2 separate regions of the Homo sapiens genome follow, and region 2 is linked to region 1. Evidence: chromatin loops called from intact Hi-C (ENCODE). Cell type or tissue: mammary epithelial cell. All regions are shown on one strand. Links, peaks and the distances in the headings refer to the core of each region. The heading gives the core; the rest is flanking DNA.

Region 1 (4,000 bases), core at 1-4,000:
GAAATTCTTTATGTTCTGAATACTAATCCTTGCGGGTTATATGCAATTAAGTATATGGCTTGTTTTTTTTTATTTTTATTTATGTTATTTTTTGTTTTATAAAACTTTTATATTAATTTTAATGCAGGCAAACTCAATCTTTTCCTTTATGGTTTTGCTTTTTGCTTATTTAAAAAGCCTTTCCTACTTCTGAGGTCATAAAAGGTACTTTCTCTCCCTTTCTCTTTTTTTCTTCTAAAAGTTTGCGTTTTACTTTTGTTAACCTATCTGGAATTTTTGTGTATGATATGCAAATGGGCCATATATATATATATATATATATATATATATATATATATATATTTTTTTTTTTTTTTTTTTTCCGAGACAGATTCTTGCTCTGTCGCCCAGGCTGGAGTGGAGTGGCATGATCTTGGCTCACTGCAACCTCCACCTCCTGGGTTCAAGCAATTCTCCTGCCTCAGCCTCCCAAGTATCTGGGAGTACAAGTGTGCATCACCACACCCAGCTAATTTTTGTATTTTTCATAGAGACAGGGTTTTACCATGTTGGCCAGGCTGGTCTCGAACATCTGACCTCAAGTGATCTGCCCGCCTCAGCCTCCCAGGGTGTTGGGATTACAGGCGTGAGCAACTGTGCCCAGCCTAATTTTATTTTTTTTCTATGAGGATATCTGGTTGTTTCCATGCTGCTTTGAAAAACACACATAAAAAAATACTTTTTTTTTTTCTAAAAACTGACTTTTGTTTTTGAAATTTTAAAACCAATTTGAACTTTAAAAAACTAATTTCAGGCCGGGCACAATGTCTCATGTCTGTAATCCCAGCACTATGGGAGGCTGTGGAGGGCAGATCACTTGAGGTCAGGAGTTCGAGACCAGCCTGGCCAACATGGTGAAACCCTGTCTCTACTAAAAATACAAAAATTAGCCAGGTATGATGGCACACACCTGTAGTCCTAGCTACTTGGGAGGCTGAGGCAGGAGAACTGCTTGAACCCAGGAGGTGGAGGTTGCAGTAAGCCGAGATAGCGCCACTGAACTCCAGCCTGTATGACAGAGGGAGACTCCGTCTCAAGAAAAACAAAAAAAATTAAAAACAAAAAAATTAACTATTTTCAGACTTACCAAAAAAAAAATTGCAAAAACAATGCCAAAAATTCCCATAGACGTTTCATCTAGATTCTCCAAATGTTAACATCTTACATAACCACTGTAGAACCATCAAGTCAGAAAGTTTGCAGTGGTTCAGTACTATTATCTAATCTCCAGACTTTATTCAAATTTTCTTAGTTGTTCTCACTAACAACCTTTTGCTGCTCCAGGATTCGATTCAGGATTACACATTGCATTGACTAGTGATGTCTCTTTAATCTGTGACTGTTTTTCAGTTCCACCTTTGTCTTTTATGACCTTCCTTGATAGTTTTGAAGAGTACTGGCCAGATATTTTGAAGAATGTCCCTCAGTTTGGATTTTTTTGATATTTTCTCATGGTTGAATTTGTTATGCATTTGTTTGCAAGAATGTGATTTGTGTCCTCAGTGTAACGTATGAGGAAGTCTATAATACCCATTTATCCTGTTATTGGCAACGTTAACTTCAATCATTTGGCTAAGGTGGTGTCTGCCACGTTTCTCCACAGTGAAGTTACTGTTTTTCTCTTTGTAATTTTAGCATGCATTCTTTCCTATGGTGTTTGCTAAATGATTTCTATTCCCATCATCCTTTCCACATTTGTTAGTTGCAGTTCTATCAGTACCATTTATTGAAGAGTCCATCATTTCTCTAGTGAGTTATGTTTACCTCTGTACTGATTTATAAATCTACTTCTACATCTCTGCTAGCACCTAACTCCCTTCATTTAGAGTTTTATACCCTTTTGCCTTCTCACCAGTAACATACAAAGGTGCTATTTCCCCTCAGCCTCATAAACGGAGTATGTAGTCAAACTTGGAGTTTTGCCAATCTGATCAGTGAAAAAAAAAATGTTATGTCTCTTATTATGAATAAAGTTGAGCATCAGTTCACATGTTTTGAGCCATTTTTGCTTATTCTTCTGTATACTCCCTGTTTATGTCCTTTGCCTATTTTTCTGTGGGAATGCTGGTATTTTTCTTTTAGATTTCTTAGAAGCTTTTTTGTTTTGTTTTGTTTTGTTTTGTTTTTGAGACAGAGTCTCACTCTATCGCCCAGGCTGGAGGGCAGTGGCATGATCTTGGCTCACTGCAACCTCCGCCTCCCGGGTTCAAGCTATTCTTCTGCCTCAGCCTCCTGAGTAGCTGCGACTACAGGCACGCACCACCACACCCAGCTAATTTTTGTATTTGTAGTAGAGACAGGGTTTCACCATATTGGCTAGGCTGGTCTCGACCTCCAGACCTCATGATCTGTCCACCTTAGCCTCCCAAAGTGCTGGTATTACAGGTGTGAGCCACCGTACCTGGACCTTAGGAGCTTTTTATATGTTAGGCATTATAATTCCCTTGTCTGTGATAGGTTGCGAACATTGTTTTTCCAAGTATATCATTTGTCTTTTGGCTGATGGCATTTTGTTTTATTTTGCTATGCACAAGGGTTTTTATAAAATACATTTTTATGTACACAAAGTTATTTTTTATTATTTCTGGATCTGCCTTTTCTCTAACTTTATAACAGACTTCAAGTTTTCTTTCAAAAGTTATGTGGGTTTTTTTTTGTGGGGGTGTTGGGCTTTTTCTTAAAAAAGACTTAATTTTTTGTAGCAGTTTTAAATTCACAGCAAAATTAAAAAGAAGGTACAGAGATTTCCTTGTCCCCATACATGCATAGCCTTCCCTGTTGTCAACATCCTCTACCAGCGTGGTACATTTGTTGCAGTTGATGAACCTACACTGACACACCGTTATCACCCAAAGTCCATGGTTTACATCAGGGTTCACTCTTGGTGTTGTCCATTCTGTCGGTTTCAACAAAGGTATAATGACACATATTCATCATTATACAGTATTTTCCCTGCCTTAAACATCATCTGCCTTCTGCCAGTTCATTCCTTCTTCCCTTATATCCCTGGCAACCCCTGATCTTTTTGTTGTTGTTGTTGCTGAGATGGAATCTTGCTCTGTCACCTAGGCTGGAGTACAGTGGCACAATCTCGGCTCGCTGCAACCTCCGCCTCCCGGGTTCAAGCGATTCTTCTGCCTCAGCCTCCTGTGTAGCTGGGACTACAGGCGTGCGCCACCATGCCTGGCTAAATTGTTGTGTTTTTAGTAGAAATGGGGTTTCACCATGTTGGCCAGGCTGGTCTGAAACTCCTGACCTCGTGATCCACCCGCCTCGGCCTCCCAAAGTGCTGGGATTACAGGCGTGGGCCACCGCGCCTGGCCAACCCCTGATCTTTTTACTGTCTCTGTAGTTTTGTCTTTTCCAGGATGTTATATAGCTGGAATCATGCAGTATGGTTGCTTTTTCAGTTTGGCTTCTTCATTTATTAATATGAATTTAAGGTTCCTTTATGTCTTTTCATGGCTTGATAGCTCATTGCTTTTTAACGCTGAATACTATTCTATTGTCTGTGTATACCACAGTTTGTTTATTGATTCACCTAGTGAAGGACATTTTGGTTGCCTACAAGTTTTGGCAATTACGAATGAAGCTGTCATAAACATCTGCGTGCGGGTTTTTGTGTGGACATAAGTTTTCAACTCTTGGGTAAATACCAAGGAGCATTATTGCTGAATTGTATGGTAAGAGTATGTTTATTTTTTTAAGAAACTGCCAAACTGTCTTCAAAAGTGGCTGTACTATTTTGCCTTCCTGCCAGCAGTAACTGAGCATTCCTACTGCTCCACACCCTCCCCAGCATTTGGTGTTATTGGTGTTCTGGATTTTGGCCATTCTAATAGGCATACAGTGATACATCATTGTTGTTTAATTTGCATTTCCCTGATGAAATCTGATGTGGAGCATCTTTTTACATGCTTATATATATCACCAGCAAATAAGCATATATATATATATATAT
Region 2 (8,409 bases), core at 1,741-5,740, 260 kb before region 1:
ATAAAAATTGCCTTGTTGGACTACAACATGCCAATTTTTCAAATCTAGAGCCATTTGCACTATTACAGTGTATGCAACCTAAGCTGGGAGAATTTTCTTCTGGGAGGGAAAATTGATTCCGAGGTTACCATTAACCCCCATTATCACAGCACGCCCCATTCCAAAACTATTCTTGGGAACCAAGGGGGCTACAGGAAACTATGGAGGCCCATGGCGAGGTTGATGCCCAACATCACAGGTGCTAACAGCCAAAGTCCATTAGCCCCATGTCTCAGAAGGGCATGAAAGTGAGTGAGATGGAGAAGGGGAGAGAGAGGGAGCATAAAAGAATCGGTGGCCTGGTGTGACGGCTCACAGCACTGGTAATCCCAGCATTTTGAGAGGCCAAGGTGGGTGGATGGCTTGAGCTCAGGAGTTCGAGACCAGCCTGGGCAACATGGTGAAACCCCATCTCTACAAAAAAATACAAAAATTAGCCGGGTGTGGTGGCACATACCTGTAGTCCCAGCTACTCGGGAGGCTGGTGTGGAAGGAATGCTTGAACCCAGTAGGCAGAGGTGGCAGTGAGCCGAGATTGCACTACTGCACTCTAGCCTGAGTGATAGAGCAAGACCCTTTATCCAAAAAACAAAAAACAAAAAAAAGATCTGGGTATGTGTTTTCCCAAGAATTCCTAGGCTTTGGAAGTTTCCCTGCATCCCTCACTTCATTTGTATGGGTTGGGAACTTGGGTGAGCTGAACAGCAGGAACCAAGGCTAACACCTGCATAAGACCCTTTTCATTTTGACATGAAGTCCTGCCTGGTAACTGCCCTCTCCAGCTGGGGCCAGAGCCTGGTAGAGGAATGTTCTCCAGGAGTTTGGCTTAGAGGCTGCCCATCCCATTTTCATTCCTATACCCAGCTGTTCTGGGCCCAGGTGTGGGGACCCAGGGGCAGAAGGCTACTGGCTTGTCCATTCCAGGTGCTATGTATGGAAAATCACTCCAACCCATTCTAAGCACAGTCAAGAGCCTTTATTATGGAGTGTGCTATGACCTCCACCTTCCCAAACCCACCAGCCCAGCCAAGAAGGTAGTGGTGATAGTGGCTGCTGCAAAACAAGAAGAGAAAGACAGCTGTGTGGACAAAGGAGGCAGCAGGTGACCTTGGAGAGCAGCAAAGCCACTGATCTCGCCATCCTTACCTTGTCATTACATAGCAGTCAGTACTGGTCTTGAATCTAGAAAGCCCAAGTCTGAATTCTGAGTTGACCTTGGACTAATTACTTACTCTCTCTGAGCTTGTTTCTTTTCCTATGGTCTGGAAGTAAAAATAAACACCTAGCAAAGATGTTGTCCACATTAAATGACATAATGTGGGAAAGAAGTGACAAATAATGGTTGTTCAACCAATGTCAAATATCTATATGATATATATTGCATTGTCCCTGTGAATACAATGTAATACAATGTTCCAAGTGGCTCAGTCTTCATATATAAATATATTTAATAAATTAGTTAATTATGAGAGGAATTGGATACATACAGTATATATCAAATGTATATATATATATATATATATATATATATATATATGAAAGAAACTCAGCATCCATTCTATTTTTTTAATTCTTATTATTTTATTGTTATTTTTTTGAGACAGGGTCTCCCTCTGTTGCCCAGACTGGAGTGCAGTGGTGTGATCACAGCTCACTGCAGCCTTAACCTCCCAGGCTCAAGTGATCCTCCGACCTCAGTCAAGTAGTTGGAACCACAGGCACACATCACCACACCGTGCTTATTTATTTGTTTGTTTGTTTGTGTGTTTGTTTGTTTTGTAGAGATGAGGTCTGCCTATGTTGCCCAGCTGGTGTCAAACTCCCAAGCTCAAGTGATCCCCCAGCCTCAGCCTCCGAAAGTACTGGGATTACAGGCAGGAGCCACCATGCTCAACCCTAGCATCCATTCTAAAATGTGTCTCTGTTGTTCATAGAAGACATAGATTCATTCTCCTTGGCACAAGGGTTTGCTTCGGATTCTGGGTGTTGTGGCTACATCACTGGCCAGCTCTGAACTTTAAAAGTTCCTCCCGCCTGCCCCCATACCTTTTCTAGGACCACCAATAAGCCCTCCTCCTCCTCTCCCGGGATGCCGCCTGAACACATGGCTGACCTCCTCTCCTCCCTAGAGTGACCAGTCTTCCAGAAGCATATTGCAGAGGAAGGCCTTGATGACTTGGAAGTACTGGAGAGGAATGCACTCCAATTCAGCCCAACATTCAAAGCATCTGCCAGTGCTGGGCCCTGGGGCACAAGATGAGCAACCTAAGGGTTGCCAGGCGAGCGGAGGTATCAGATACACACACAGCTCATTCGAGCAATAGGTGAGTGAGGGCAGGCGCGCCAGGAGGAAGCCGGACAGATGGGGTTCATGCGGAAGGAGGCCCAAGGAGGGCGCCCCCAGGAGTGGACACAGCCGTTGCTTCCGTGCCCGCCAACACTGGGAAGCTGACCTCTCTTAGTCACCGGGAGATTTGTGCAGGAGGGGAGGGGTGGGGAGAGCAGGGCTAAGTGCTGACGGGACGTCCCTGTCAACACAATGTTCTGCCTGGCCGGGCCTTCATATATAAAGATATTTAATGAATTAGTTAATTAATGAGAGGAGTTTGATTGATAGATCATATGGCGCTCGCAGCAGGGTGAGTCTGACCCCGATATCGCCGCCTCGGCTGCAATCCGTCCCCCTCACTGGTCGGGAGAGCGCCGTCGCTCCGGCAATTTGCATGCATTTAATGTAGCTCTTTAATAGGATGTAATGTTAGCGAAAGCCAAAAGCGCAGCAGCTGTAACTTAAAAGACAGCCCCATTACTGCAAGCCTTATAATTAGGGTAAGAGGGAGACTCGGTCTGCCATATGTTAAACTCTTTTGAGGTTAATAGCTCTGTAAGATTTTTGCAATTTAAAAAAATTACACTTGAAGGATGATGACAAGGCTCATCAATGAAGCGCCTCTTCACTGGAGGGAAGGGACAGAAGGATCCCATGTCCCCCAAGGTCCCCTTCCTTGGGGACATGGCGAGGTGGCCCCTCTCCTCCCGCAAGTCGCCCAGACTCCCTTCCTTCTTTCCTCTCTGCACCAGCTTCCTGCACCCGGCCCCATTAGCGCAAAGCTGCTCTCTCACTCCGTGGAGTTGGATCTCTACCCCCGCAGCCTCTGCTTCCGCAGGTCCCCGGCATCCGGCCCATCGGGGGCGGGCGCAAGGCGCTCCACCGCGCGCCCCAGGGCCAGGGAGAAGCGCCGCGCGTGCTTACCTTGCAAACTCGCAGGCAACTCCAGAGCAATTACGGGTCCCCGCAGGTTACCTGGAGCTGATTGCACAGCCGGGGGCCGAATCAGGGAACACGCAGCGGGCACTGCCCGGGGGGGCGGGGGGAGGAGAGGAAATCGCCGGGAATTTGCTTGGTAATTACTTGGCACAAGCCCCTGGAGGTGTTTGCCCCCTCTGTGCTACAGCCCACACGGCTAAGGGACGCGACAGCGGTGTGGAGCCTGGTCCTGGGCCTGAGGGAACCGAAGCCGGCAAGTGGACCCTGGAGCGCTGCCGTCTGTGTCCCAGCTGCGACATGTAACAGGAAGGCCTCCCGCCCGCTCCCCGCGAAGAGCCCAGCTGCACCCTCCCGGTCTCTGGTGTCTTTCCCGAGTGTCCCTTCCCCGTGGCCCGAGAGCACCGGGTGGGGGACGGTCATAGGGGAGTCGCTGTAGAGATGGGAGATGGTCTCTGGAGACTGAAGCAGCCTCCTCCCGCAGGGTCCCCTCCCACGGTCTGTGCTCGGTGGGGGAGCAGGGGAGAGCCGCCTGCTAGGCAGATTCTCTCCCCCAGGAGTTCTGTCTCCTGTGTCCTTCCCCTCCCCCTGGCTCCCTTGCGGAGCGCGTGGGTGTCGGGCCAAATTCCTGATGACAGACACTCCAGACAAAACAACAACAAGGGACTGACAAAAAGAAATCCCTCTTATTTTTTTGAAAGGGGGCCCTTGTTAGAAAGAAACTACAGGAGCGGTAAAATTACTACTAATTGCACAATTATCTGATTATCTCTGGTACCAAAAATACATGAGATCCTTTCCACCTCCCAGCTACTTAAAGAATTCTCAGGGACACTTCTTGGGGAAGCAGACAGATCGCGCTTGTCAAAACCTGGAGAGACCAAAGGATGTAAGGAAAGGGGATGTTTGGGTGAGGGTGGCAAAGGGAATCACATGTAGATCCCTAGGGAGTAGAAGAAAAAGTTTAGAACAGGCTGGGGAAGAAATGGAATGCAGGAGAGAGGCTGGCAGAAGATGGTGATGGCCATGAATTATATAAATCACAGCTAAAAGAGCTTATGAGATCGTTTAATTCCAACATTATCCCTATTCTGAAAGTGAGATCCATAGAGGTTAGGCCACTTGTCCAAGCACTTAGGAGCTGGAAGGTGTGGAGGAATGAGGGTGGACTGTGGTGGAGGAGATGGGGGGCTGTTCACACCTAGCTCAGGCCCAGCACAGTGGGTCACACCTGTAATCCCAGTGCTTAAGGAGGCTGAGGCAGGAGGATGGCTTGAGCCCAGGAGTTCGAAGCTGCAGTGAGCTATAATTGTGCCACTGCACCCAAGCCTGGGCGACAGAATGAGACCCTGTCTTTTTTTTTTGAATTATTTTTTTCAGAGATAGGGTCTTACTCTGTCACCCAGGCTGAGTGCAGTGGCACGATCTTGGCTCACTGCCACTTCTGCCTCAGGGCTCAAGTGATCCTTCCACCTCAGCCTTCCAAGTAGCCGGGCTTACAGGTGCGTGCCACCATTTCCTGCTAATTTATTTGTGTTTTTTTTGTAGAGGCGAGGTCTCCCTATATTGCCCAGGCTGGTCTCAAATTCCTAGGCTCAAGCAATCCTCCCACCTCGGCCTCCCAAAGTGCTGAAATTACAAGTGTGAGCCACCTAGCCTGGCAGACAGACCCTGTTTCTTAAAAATAATAATAATAATAATAATAAATAAAATTAGGCTATCTTTTACACCCTCACTACCTTTTTGGGACAGAGATAATGGTCAGTTTCTGTGGTCAAGGTAGAAGAAACCTTTGTATTATACATCTTGATATAAAATGCTACCTACTGGTAGCTACTAAAAGTGAACACAACACAATAGCAATAGCTAACTTTTGTTAGTGCTTTGTGGTTTATAAAGCATTCCCATCTGCTTTCTCACATAATTCTCTCTTCTACCCTGTTCTTTCAGTACCCTTCCATTTTCAAATGACTTAAGCAAGACTTAGATGGTTAGGAAGGAGAGGATGCTGAGAGCTAGTTCGATAAGTGGATAGGCGGAGGCCAGCCTCTCTTCCTCTGAGAGCCTGCTTAAGTCTCTAAAATGGTTCGGATCTGTGTCCCCACCAAATCTCGTTATATTGTAATCCCCAATGTTGGAGGTGGGATCTGGTGGGAGGTGGTTGGATCATGAGGGTGGATTTCTCATGAATGGTTTAACACCATCTCCATGCTGTTCTCATGATAGTGAGTGAGTTCTCTAGTTGGTTAAAAGTGTTTGGCTCCTTCCCACTCTCCAGCTCTCTTGCTCCTGCTCTGGCCCTGTGGCATGCCTGTTTCCCCTTTGCCTTTGGCCATGATTGTAAATTTCCTGAGGTCTCCCCAGAAGCTGAGCAGATGCCAGCATCATGCTTCCTGTAAAGCCTGCAGAACTGTAAGCCAACTAAACCTCTTTTCTTTCTAAATTGTCCAGTCTCAGATATTTCTTTATAGCAATGTGAGAAGGAACTAACAGCCTCTCACAGCTTCTCCCCAGAAGTCTCACAACATGTCACGGGAACACCTAAAGTTCTGGGCCCAGCATCTTTGCAGTGTATCTCAGAGCCCTCCCTGGGGAGAGAAGCCAGGGTTTGAGGGATTTCTCTACTTGGGATTGATGGCATGTATATAAGGGGCTGAAGCTAATTTTCATGATTTTCTTTATGTTCACTACTTCTTTTAAGTCAGTGGCTCGGGCGCCTTTTGCACTTGGTTGTGGTTTAGTCATCTGGTGCTACTTTCCCATGGGAAGGCGCTTAGGTCACTGGCGACACCTCAGCTCCTTGATGGGAAGAGGTGCTGCCAAGCTGTGCGTGCAAAGTCCACAGTACTTCCTGTATTCCCTGCCTCCTACCTCACTAACCAATCAGGGTTAGGAGTAGAACTCCTCACAGTGCTTTCCATCCTCCCTGCTGCCACTGCTCAGGAGGGCAGAAGTGCAGAGGCACCACCTCAATGAGCCTTGGGAATGCCAAGCAGAGTCGAGGGCCACTGAAGCTTCCCAGTGACTCCTTAACAGTCCAGGCCACTGCTCCATAATCACCACATCCCCACCATGCAGCCCCCTGCAGAGCACCGATGGCTGCTTGAGAATTACCATCCGCAGATCAATAGTGGGGCGATTACTGGGTCTTGCACGCAGCCAGCAGGCCTCGCTCTGGAGGAGTGTGGAGACGCATGCGGGAACATAGGTTCCCTTTATTAGGGCAGCTGGATTCCAGGTGAGACCAAAGCAAGCCTAGAGACTCCCAGGAGGGGGACTGGGAGGCTTTTGTGGAGCCATGGCTCTGAACTGAGGAGTGAGGAAGAGAGAAGTGAATTGGCCTAAGATGGTCTCTGCCTATCTGCCTATCTGCACAGCTAATCAGCTCCCAGCATCCTTTCCCTGTACACACAGCCCACTTAAGAGAAGTTAATGAAAAGTAAACAAACTGATTCTTCCTATCAACTACCCCTTGATAGAAGGTCCCTTGGGCTGAAGAGGTCAATCCTCAGAAAAGCAGGATGTCTGAGGCCACAGCAGGCACAGAGCTATAGCTTAAGGCTATCTCTTGATAAGAGCTTCTTCAACAAAGGCTGCAGGCTGTAGGGAAGCTCCTTCCCCTAAGACTCAAGCCCTCCATTTACCCATCAGACACCATCCCTGTGATACAGACGCCAAGAACAGAAAGACAATCTGACTTATCCTTCTAGGAGTCTATAGTCTTATGGGAAAAATAGAAACATGACCGCTAGACTTGAAGAATATTAGACATCTCCAAGTTCAACACCCTGAAATTACAGAGGGGAGGAAACAGAGGTCTGGAGAGTGAAATGACTTGAGTAAGGTTTCCCAGCTTCCAGGGTCCGATCTGCACCTGGTGGCCTGACTCCCACTCCAATGTTCTTCCCACCACGAGGCAGAATGAAGCAGGTGTCAGCCTCTGTCTCCGAGCCTCGCCAGAGAGCCTATCTCCTTTGCCTTTGCCTAGCCCTGGCCACCTTCCTCACCTGCTTCTTTCTTCCAATTTCAAATGCATGATTAACAGCCACTCCTCAATCCCTCCTGCTCAACCAGAGGTTTGGGGTTTCATTTCCACCCAGCAGAGGAATTGATAACATTTAAGTTATTCAAGTTAAAAAGAAACGTCCTCCTCAAAACCATCTGTTCTCGGGGAGGAGAGCCTTGACCAGGAGAGACGTAGAGAAAGTGGGGACAGGAACAGAGCGGGTACAGGTGGGGAAGAAGGTTGATGAACCACAGCTGGAGGCCTCCCCTGGTCCAGTCTGCCTTCTTTGTCGAAGAAGATGGGGTAGGGTTCTCCTTGCTGGTCTTCTAACATGCAGGACAAGCTCCTGCCTCAGGACCTTTTCATGGGCTGTTCTGTCTAGATTCCCCAGATATCAGCACACCTCACTCCTCCACCACCTCTGAGTCTTTGCTCAAAGGGCACCATGTCAGTGGAGAACTACCATGACCTCCCTACTTAAAACTGCAATACCCTTCCCCCAGAATTCAGTGTTCACCACCTCCCTTACCCTGCTTTCTAGTTCTCTCTAACACCTAATGACTTCTAGTTTAGTATTTAACTGATTTATTCATCATGTCTTTTGTGTGTTTCACCTCTGCCACTACTAGAAAGCAAGTGTTGAGAGGGCAAGGGTTTCGTGTGTTTTTTTCATCGTACCTAGAATACTGCTGAGCATATAGTAGATGCTCAATAAATATTCGGTCAAGGCATGAATTAAGTAGTGAATCAAGAGTCTTCAGATATGAGGGCTGGGAGAGACCTTGAAGATAAACTAATCTCTAACTCTCAATTTGCGGGTGATGAAAATAAAAGCCAGAGAGAGTTTTGTAGAGAAGGTGATGTTCAAGCAAGGTTTTCTTTTCTTTCCTTTGTTTTCCTCTTTTTCAGCTCTTTCAGTTTGTGCATTTGTTCATTCATTCATCCTTTCACTTATTTATTCAGAAAATATTTATTGGACACTACAAAGTACTAATCACTGCATAAAAATAATATTTGAAATTTAAATTATTAACCATCAAAAAAATAAGTATTATATTTTAATGTAATATTGATCACTTTCTTCCAGACACCTTGCTAA

What was found. Hi-C counts contacts between places; a loop is a spot of excess contacts. Peaks named below come from ENCODE experiments on the same cell type or tissue, not always from the same donor. Only the 100,000 strongest peaks of a DNase experiment are listed, where the experiment ranks them.
Region 2: a loop joins it to region 1, with 18 times the contacts of the local background. A loop is called at or near these places in 1 of 110 quality-filtered maps.

The regions. Positions count from the first base shown.
Region 1 is chr11:115,400,689-115,404,688 of GRCh38, reverse strand. All of the region lies in intron 1 of CADM1 (cell adhesion molecule 1), which reads left to right. Among named protein-coding and RNA genes, the nearest start is that of CADM1-AS1, 5.9 kb to the right of the region's middle. In mammary epithelial cell, for the core only: no CTCF peak of the experiment used is centred there; no DNase peak of the experiment used is centred there.
Region 2 is chr11:115,654,608-115,663,016 of GRCh38, reverse strand. It overlaps LINC02698 (long intergenic non-protein coding RNA 2698), which reads right to left and starts at 3,664. Exons shown (of 5, transcript XR_001748394.3): 1 at 3,293-3,664. RefSeq lists an enhancer at 6,345-6,846. In mammary epithelial cell, for the core only: no CTCF peak of the experiment used is centred there; no DNase peak of the experiment used is centred there; H3K4me3 peaks cover 932 bases; H3K27ac peaks cover 668 bases.